2 separate regions of the Homo sapiens genome follow, and region 1 is linked to region 2. The links are chromatin contacts, found by Hi-C in ENCODE. All regions are on one chromosome and are shown on one strand. Each heading gives the region's core, a stretch centred on a gene start or an enhancer-like site at or near the end of the contact. The rest is flanking DNA. Distances are from core to core; before and after follow the strand shown.

Region 1 (4,142 bases), core at 686-3,185, 980 kb before region 2:
TTAGTATAACAGTCTTGTGATTTAATAAAGCACATATTAAATAATGAAAAGGTGCTTGCTTGAAATGGCTTTCAGTAAATATTGTCAACAATAACTGGCCTTTTCTTTATTGTCATAAATGTCCCTGCCAATAATACTAGATATGTAATCAAAGAATATCTACAACTCCAGTTACTGCTCTGTTTTTCCACATGTGATTTGGACCCTTTAGTCACAAATATAAGATGAAGTCTATTTACAGACACCTTTCCTTTGGCAGACACTAATTAAGAATGAGAAAGATAATGAGAAAATTTTGATAAATGAAGAATGAAGGAGAAACAAATGGTTCTCTCCAGGGTATTCCCAGAGCTCTGGCCTTGAAAGATGGGGCAAAGCAGGAATGTCAGGAATTGCAGGCATGAGAATGGAGGTGGCTGGAGATATTCCATAACCAGACCAGACAGACACTGCAGAGCACCGTGTGACATAGACTGGGGAGAAACCAGAAGGTCGGGGGAAGGGAAAAGCAAAGTCCAGAGGCCTGGACAGAGTCCAGACCAACATCCTTCCTGCTGCAGAGCTTTAGGTGGTGGACCCACAGTGGGATGTCTCATGGATGCCTTTCACAACACGGATTTGGCACTCACTCTTTGTCAAGAAAGGGGCCAGGCACCAGGGGTATATGCCAGATTTCCCACTGATGGTTGAGCTCCAGGCCCTATAAGCCTACAAAGGCTGGCTCAAGGAGGCCAGCTGTGAACACTCATGGCCCTGCAGTCTACCCTATGCCAACTCTAATGCTGGCAGGTTTTCACCTCACCTGCATTATTTTCTGCCTTTGCTGTATTTTGAAAGACAAACAGAAGATTATCTAACAAATACTGAAGTAGTCATTGGGATTACAGGGATCCACATGGTCAAAGGAGGTGAGGGGCGAACAATGAAGCTGTGTGTCCCAGGAGCTGTCAGTGTGCACATGGCTGGTCTATAGCATGAGAAAGGTAGGAGGAGGGCAGTGGATGTCAGTTTATGAAGGATAAAGGTTGTCAAAGTATTCCAATTAGGGGGCCGTCACCTACTAGCCTTCTGCTTTAAGAAGACCAGCCTGGCCAGGCGTAATGGTTCATGCCTGTAATCCCAGCACTTTGGAAGGCCAAGGCAGGTGGATCACCTGAGGTCAGGAGTTTGAGACCAGCCTGGCCAACATGGTGAAACCCTGTCTCTACTAAAAATACAAAAAATTAGCGGGTGTGATGGTGGATGCCTGTAATCCCAGCTATCTGGAAAGCTGAGGCAGGAGAATCACTTGAACCTGGGAGGCAGATGTTGCAGTGAGCCGAGATAGAGCCACTGCACTCTAGCCTGGGCAACAAGAGTGAAACTCCGTCTCAATTTAGAAAAAAGAGAAGACCAGGCTGACTACAACCCCAGGGACAGTCAGTGGCTTACACAGATCTTCTGGAACCTGATGTTATACAATTTGAGGAGCCCTTCTTAAGCAAAAAAATTCAAAACCAAGAATATATAATTAGGTATAAAACTGAACAGTTATTTAGAATGAGAAGATAAACCTCAAAAAAAATAGAACTTTAGAATGATGATAAATACCACAACCATAGGTTAAAACATGAGAATTCCAATAAATCTCTTTTGCAGAATTCTCATCAAGGAGGAAAGGAAAATGTATGAGGCCTGTATAATTGTATACACAGCATGGCGTGCTATATTCCTGAAAGGAGACAACTTCTGTTTTGACTAGCTGTCATTGAAAACAAAGTCCTCTGCTTACGATTTTACATATCTGACTTTGGAAGAATTTTCCAGAGACCAGCTTCCTGCTTTGTATATTTCAAACTTTGCTTCTCCTTGATTCTGCATAAACGTCTGGTGTCAGATGCTGCAGGACAAATTCATATCACCAGATGACGTTTGACCCTCCACTTCCTGTCACGAGGCTGGGTGCGTCAGTGCAGGGGGCCGTAGGAGTATTCCTAGAAGCCGTTCCTACACCAGGATGACTAGTAATAACTTAACTGCATTCAGAAACAACTACCAACCACAAAAATATCCCCTACTGAACCCAAACTAAATATATTCGCAACTCAACTTCCTTTTAGCTGGGGCCCCAAAGTGCTGGTGACGACGCTGACACCCTAACAGTAGGTGCACAGAGGGGAAGTCGAAACAGAAAGGGGAAGCAGTCTTAACCAATTATGGCTAAATATAGCTCACTTTTAATACATTTTACAAAAATATATGACCATGTGAACACATTGCAAGGTCTTCCCCCAGCTCTTGTAAGGGACCGTGCAAGTGAGGCCCTGAGCTGAAGTTTATTAGTTTATTAGCTAACAGGTAGATCTTTCTCTGAGGACTCACAGATCTATCTGGTGGTCTGACTGCAGCTGAGGACCCCAATCTGGAGTAATAGTAAATAGCTGTAGAAGCCAAGGATCAGAGGCGAGGCAATGCCATTGTAGTGGAAGGGATACATTCGAATGGTAATTAGCAGGTGGAACCAAGATGATTACAGTTTGGAAGAGGACAGAGTTAAAAATGTGGCACCATCTAGTCTGGCACTTGCCCCTCTTAATTTATCCAAAACATTGAACAACACTTAATAACTTGTGCCAGGCATAGTGCTTGCTGCCAAGCAGAGGGGAGGGTGTGTGACCTGGGCTGTGAACTCATACTGGCCGGCTCGCTGTAGCGTCCCCTGCCAGCCTCAGCTCCAGAGGATGTCTGTTTCTCCTCTACTCAGTCAGCAAGGGATCTTTCTCTTTGTTCTTACGAATGAGGCCACCCATTAAGATGTGTCTAGATACTTTGGCTCCCAGGTCACACCCAACTATTGCCTCTTTTTGATCCAATATATACTTTTTCCGTAAACTGGTCAAAACCCATACTTACACAGAGATGGAAAGAGGAGTATAATTTCAAATTGCAAGGGGAAGCTGGATATAACTCAGTTTTTAAATCTCGAATGTATATATTTTTGGCCTGATTTCCCACTCTGAACCCCCAAATCAGTAAAATCACAAGGTGAATGCAAACAGGAAAGAGAAAGGAGAAAACATGTCTGCCAGCCCATAGATATGACCCTGGGGCCCTGGGGGAAAAGAGAAAGCAGGCACTTTCCCATCATTACGGCTGCACCACCGCAGTAATGATGCCCTGAGAACATGAAAGCCAGCAGTAGGGGAAACCCCACCAAACATTTGAGATCCGCAGTCTAGGGATTACTCCCCGCCAGGCACTCGATCTTTGCACAAATCTTACAGCTAACGTGCTCCTTTCACAGGAAGCCTTTACTGCTTCTCAAATAATCCCGAAAGGAGAGTTGCTGGATGTCCCATAATGAATAAAACTGCTGATAGGAATGGAAAAAGTTTATGAAGGATTTGTAAACCCAAAATACCATATGTGGAGTCAGAACGTTTTATTTATACCTTTGCCTGATACTTTGCCCGCGCATACAGGATTATGGAAGAAATATATGGCCGCCTGCTGGCCCAGAATTCTCTCAGGCCATCCCCACCGGCCTGCAGGGAGCGCCGCTGACCCTGGGCCAAACGTCCTGTAGCACAAAATTCCTTTCCAAGTTGAAAGGAAAAGTAATAGAGAGTAGAATTTAAAACAGCAAACATAGGCCCGTATATTTTGTTTCTGTTTCACTCTACAAATAAAAATAAACCTAAATGGCCTCTTTTGGCATAAGATTATAGGTTAAAAAATAAATCCACAGCATATTATATAATAAGATAAGAATAATTAAGACCAATATATTTCCTTTTAAGAAACTTGATGGATAACCTTTAAGATGTTTTGAAGGTTGTGTTCAGGCCACACACATGATAGGCAATATTTTATCTTTCTTTTTTACAAAGAAAGAAAGCTAATTTTGCTTAAAATAGTAGGAGGTCTATGGGTCTTGCCTTTACCAAAGAAATAAACTTTGTTAATCACACAAAATCATCTCTAACTATTTCAAGGAAATTAGAACAAAAGCCAAACAGGGAGGTCTGTATGCACATCCATTTGCAATGTCTGTGGACAGGGAGAAGGAGCTCAGTGGATCCTTGGTAGAAATAGAATCTTGTTTGCTGACTTTCTGTGATTCCAGAGCTCCTGTGGAACCCAGAGGCTGGGCGGGGTGAGGG
Region 2 (3,953 bases), core at 780-3,279:
ACAATGCCCGTCTTCATGCCTTTTTGACTTTCCTTTTGTTTATTTAAAGATGTCTTCAATAAATCTCCACAACGAGGAGTTTTCGCTGACAGAGTTAGTATGGTCAGTGACGATCTCACAGGCCAAGTGACAGAAAATTAGACTTGAATAGACAACAAAGAAAGGTTCAAAAATTTGAAGATGGAAACCAAAAATTATTTCAGTTGAATGAGAATTCTTCACTTAATTTGAAATTCTCATGGACTTCTTTTAATGTATGTGACAAAACAGTCTGGGGTTTTAGCTTCCTATCTAATGAAGTAAAAGATACTTAATGATCACAAAAATGTCCATTTGTTAATATTACATAATTACTTTGAGACTGGACCACAATATTTCTAAATCCTTAATAATATTTTTAAATCTCAAGGCCAAAATAATAATAATAAAACTTTCAGAAATGTCTACCCAATGGTTCTAAGGGTTGTGTGATTTATTTTTCGGAAAGACTCTTGCCTCATTTTTGCATTCTCTATCTTAGAGATTAAAGGCAGATACTTATGTCTTCAGTTAGCACCACATAATAGTGAATTCCTTCAAAAACTATTTACATAATGCAAAAATCTAATTTTAAAAAAAAGGATACATTCCTAAAAAAAAAAAAATTCATATGAGGCCAGGCGTAGTGGCTCATGCCTGTAATCCCAGCACTTTGAGAGGTCGAGGCGGGTGGATCACAAGGTCAGGAGGTCAAGAACAGCCTGACTAACATGGTGAAACCCCATCTCTACTAAAAATACAAAAATTAGCCAAGCATGGTGGCATGCGCTTGTAGTTCCAACTACTCAGGAGGCTGAGGCAGGAGAATCGCTTGAACCCAGGAGGTGGAGGTTGCAGTGAGCCAAGATCGCACCACTGCACTCCAGCCTGGGCAACAGAGTGAGACGCCATCACACAAAAAAAAAAATAATCATGTGAAGAAACTGGCCCTTTGCCCTGGGATGCTTGAAGACTGGTTTTTGGAACTGACATTATTAATGTCCAAGATAGAAGCATTGTAACTGAGTAAAGAAGCAAATTTCCAAGTGGTATCTATAGTATTTCCCTCTTTTATAGTAATAATATAGTGTATGTACTGAAAATATCTCCAGGACTGTATAACCAAAAAGTGGACCAAAAAATCCCTTGAATGGGAGACCTTTCATGGTCCTATCTTACATGTTTCTGTGGAGCTTTCATTTTTAAGCTTTTCCAATCAGAAAAAATAAATTGAATAAAGACTTACGCGTTGGCTATTATTTTGAGGCACTGACACTCTGGATATTGGAAATAGGCTGAGTTTGATCATTGCATTTCAAAGCACAGATTTTCCCGCACAAACCAAACTAGAGGAGAAATGCCACGCAATGCAATTTATGCTAGAAAAGGCTTGGCCCTGCGCGGAGGTAGGGCGAGTGGAGCTGCACAGTGAGACCTGCGTGCGGGAGGCGCACTCCACCTCAACCCAGCGCGCCGCCTGGAACAGCCCCCGGAGCCGGGGAGCTGAGCTAGGGAAGGCCGAGGGCTTTGCCTGCAGGCCATTGTTAATAAAACTCATTACTCTGGGAATGTTCCGAGGCAGCCCGACCCTTGCCTGCCTAAGAAAATCAGCCTCTGCTCCTCATTCTAAGCCCTTATCCAACGTCCCCACCTGCAAGACCAGTTCCTGAGGGTCGGCATGAAGAAGAGGAAAAGCACGTGGAGGATAGAGTAAAATACGTAGACTAAGAGAGAAAGTAGGATGCGGTGATGGAAGTGAGAGCCGCTTGGAAAAAACTGGGAGAGAGGAGGAGGAGGTGGCGCTTGGAGCAGCAAAGACTCTGCGGTGTGTGCGCGTGCGCGCGAGAAAGAATGGGGAAAGTAATAGATACTCGAAAGGCTGACTGGGTTGATGAATGGAATTCCCCTCCGTAATTTTTGGAGTCATAATTTTTGCCCCTTGGACTGTGCTTCTTGAAGTGCAGCGTGCCTGGAGCCCGGGCCGTGGGGCCACTCGGCTACGGATGCTATGTGATCTAACCAGGACCCAGGAAGGGGCCCTCTGGCTGCAGTGAGAGAGGGGTACACGGGGCGACACGCAGTGTTCTCAGGAGGGCGGCACAGCTGCTGCAGGTGAGAAGTGCTGGGGACGGTCGAGATCACTGGACGCCCTCAGAAATGGTACTGCGGCTGGAGAAATCATTAACGAGGAAAGAAATAACCCAATTTCCGGGAGGCTGGGACAGGAGAATTGCTTGAACCCGGGAGCAGAGGTTGCCGGGAGCCGAGATCGCGCCACTGCACTCCAGCCTGGGCGACAGAGCGAGATTCCGTCTCAAAAAAAAAAAAGAAAAGAAAAGAAAAGAAAGGAAAAGAAAAGAAGAGAAAAGAAAGAAACACCCAATTTCAGAAAGAGATGAGAATGGAGAGCTCAGAAGACACAATTTCTCTCTCACACTTCTGCCTTCTGGCCACATCCTCCCAGACAGGATAAATTTGAAGGTGGTTCCCCCACGCCCCGCTAAAGAAAGGTAGAGGGAAAAGTGGATGATTAATGATTGCCTGGGCTGACTTAAGTCACAGGCATTATGAATAAAAAGCAGTATGAATTACCAACCCCTGGAGCAATCCCTGTCTCCTACATTCCGGATCTTTAATGGTGCCAGCCCTGCCCTTGAACTGAGTTACTCCTAAACTCGAATTTGAATTTGTTAAACTACTTAGTCACGGTGAACTCTTTAGTGAAGCTGAAATTTTCAGAGTAAATGATTTTATGGTAGAGTTCTTTTAAAATACAATGCTTTTACAAACTAGTCCACTTTTGGCTGCCACACATTTTAGGTTTAAATGAACCATATTTTAAAATATTATAATGAACACTTCCTGTGTTGTCAGGTAGAGACCACTGTTAAAGCAGTTTCTCAGGTGTTTGAAAACAGGTTGTTACCATTCATTCTTAAAAATATTAGTCTTGGGCTTTAGACTTAGAAGACCTGGGCTTCAGGTTCCACTCACTACTAACTTGGGCAAGTTATTTACCTTATGAGCATCCTTTCCTAATCTGTAGAAAGAAAACAAAAAAAAGAATAAGAATAGCACTTCACAGAGCTTTTGTCAGAATTAAATTAGATAAACGACAGAAATGGATCTGGCACCATACCCAGCACATTCTAAATGTTAGTTTTCTTTCTCTTCAAATTATTAATTTGCTTTGCAAACCTATTTTCCTGCATCAACAGTGCAGTGAACTCTAGATGAGCATTTTAGAATCACATGTAATTTTAAATTATTGGGGTATGTGTTAATAATGCTGTTTCTTATAATAATTTATGGCAATCAATATTAAATTGCATAACAAATATTCCTTTGCAATACACACATAAAATCAGATGCTTCTATTCAACAATCAGCTCTCAGTCCCTGGTCTGACCATAAGTTTATCAATAGTCTATCCTGAACCTATTTTGGTATCACATGTGATTCTCATTTCTGGGCCTGGCTTCAGGCCTTTGGGCCATAGATCTAGACTGCAGCTTCCTGAGATGACCTGTGCAGACTGCTCATATCCAACACCTCTTATTCATGTTTAAAATATGCAGAAGGCAAAAGTAGGAAACTTAGCAGGAAGTAGAGCTAAATGGACAGTTATGACAATTCTGTCCCCCTCTGCCTGCCAGTTCCTCCCAAGCACCCACTCCAGGGAAACACTGGAAAGCCTGCAGAATCACAGCAGTGGTTTTTATTTTGAATGAGATTAATTTTGTCGGTGTCATTTACAAATAATTTTTTTTAACTTCCAAAACTTTAGCTAAATTGAAACTGTGGTCTGATGGCTGTTAACAAAGATTAAAAATCAAAAGGGTCCATGTCCAGTTTTCAATGTTGTATAGATTTTATAAACGCTCAGAATCAGTTTTGTTTCTGTTATTATTATTATATTATATTATTATTATTAT

Evidence for each region. Hi-C counts contacts between places; a loop is a spot of excess contacts on that map. Pooled maps may share reads with other maps.
Region 1: a pooled map shows a loop between it and region 2 (5-fold over the local background). The contact joins two enhancer-like sites. A Hi-C loop is called at or near these places in 15 of 37 single-sample maps with no recorded cell type and 13 of 50 pooled maps.

The regions. Positions count from the first base shown.
Region 1 is chr7:41,879,801-41,883,942 of GRCh38, forward strand. No RefSeq gene overlaps it. Among named protein-coding and RNA genes, the nearest start is that of INHBA, 180 kb to the left of the region's middle. RefSeq lists an enhancer at 1,639-2,188. Within about 2 kb of position 1,936, at least 12 of the 41 ENCODE cell types and tissues checked have a DNase peak (open chromatin) inside an H3K27ac peak, as active enhancers do.
Region 2 is chr7:42,855,207-42,859,159 of GRCh38, forward strand. No RefSeq gene overlaps it. Among named protein-coding and RNA genes, the nearest start is that of C7orf25, 55 kb to the right of the region's middle. Within about 2 kb of position 2,030, at least 5 of the 41 ENCODE cell types and tissues checked have a DNase peak (open chromatin) inside an H3K27ac peak, as active enhancers do.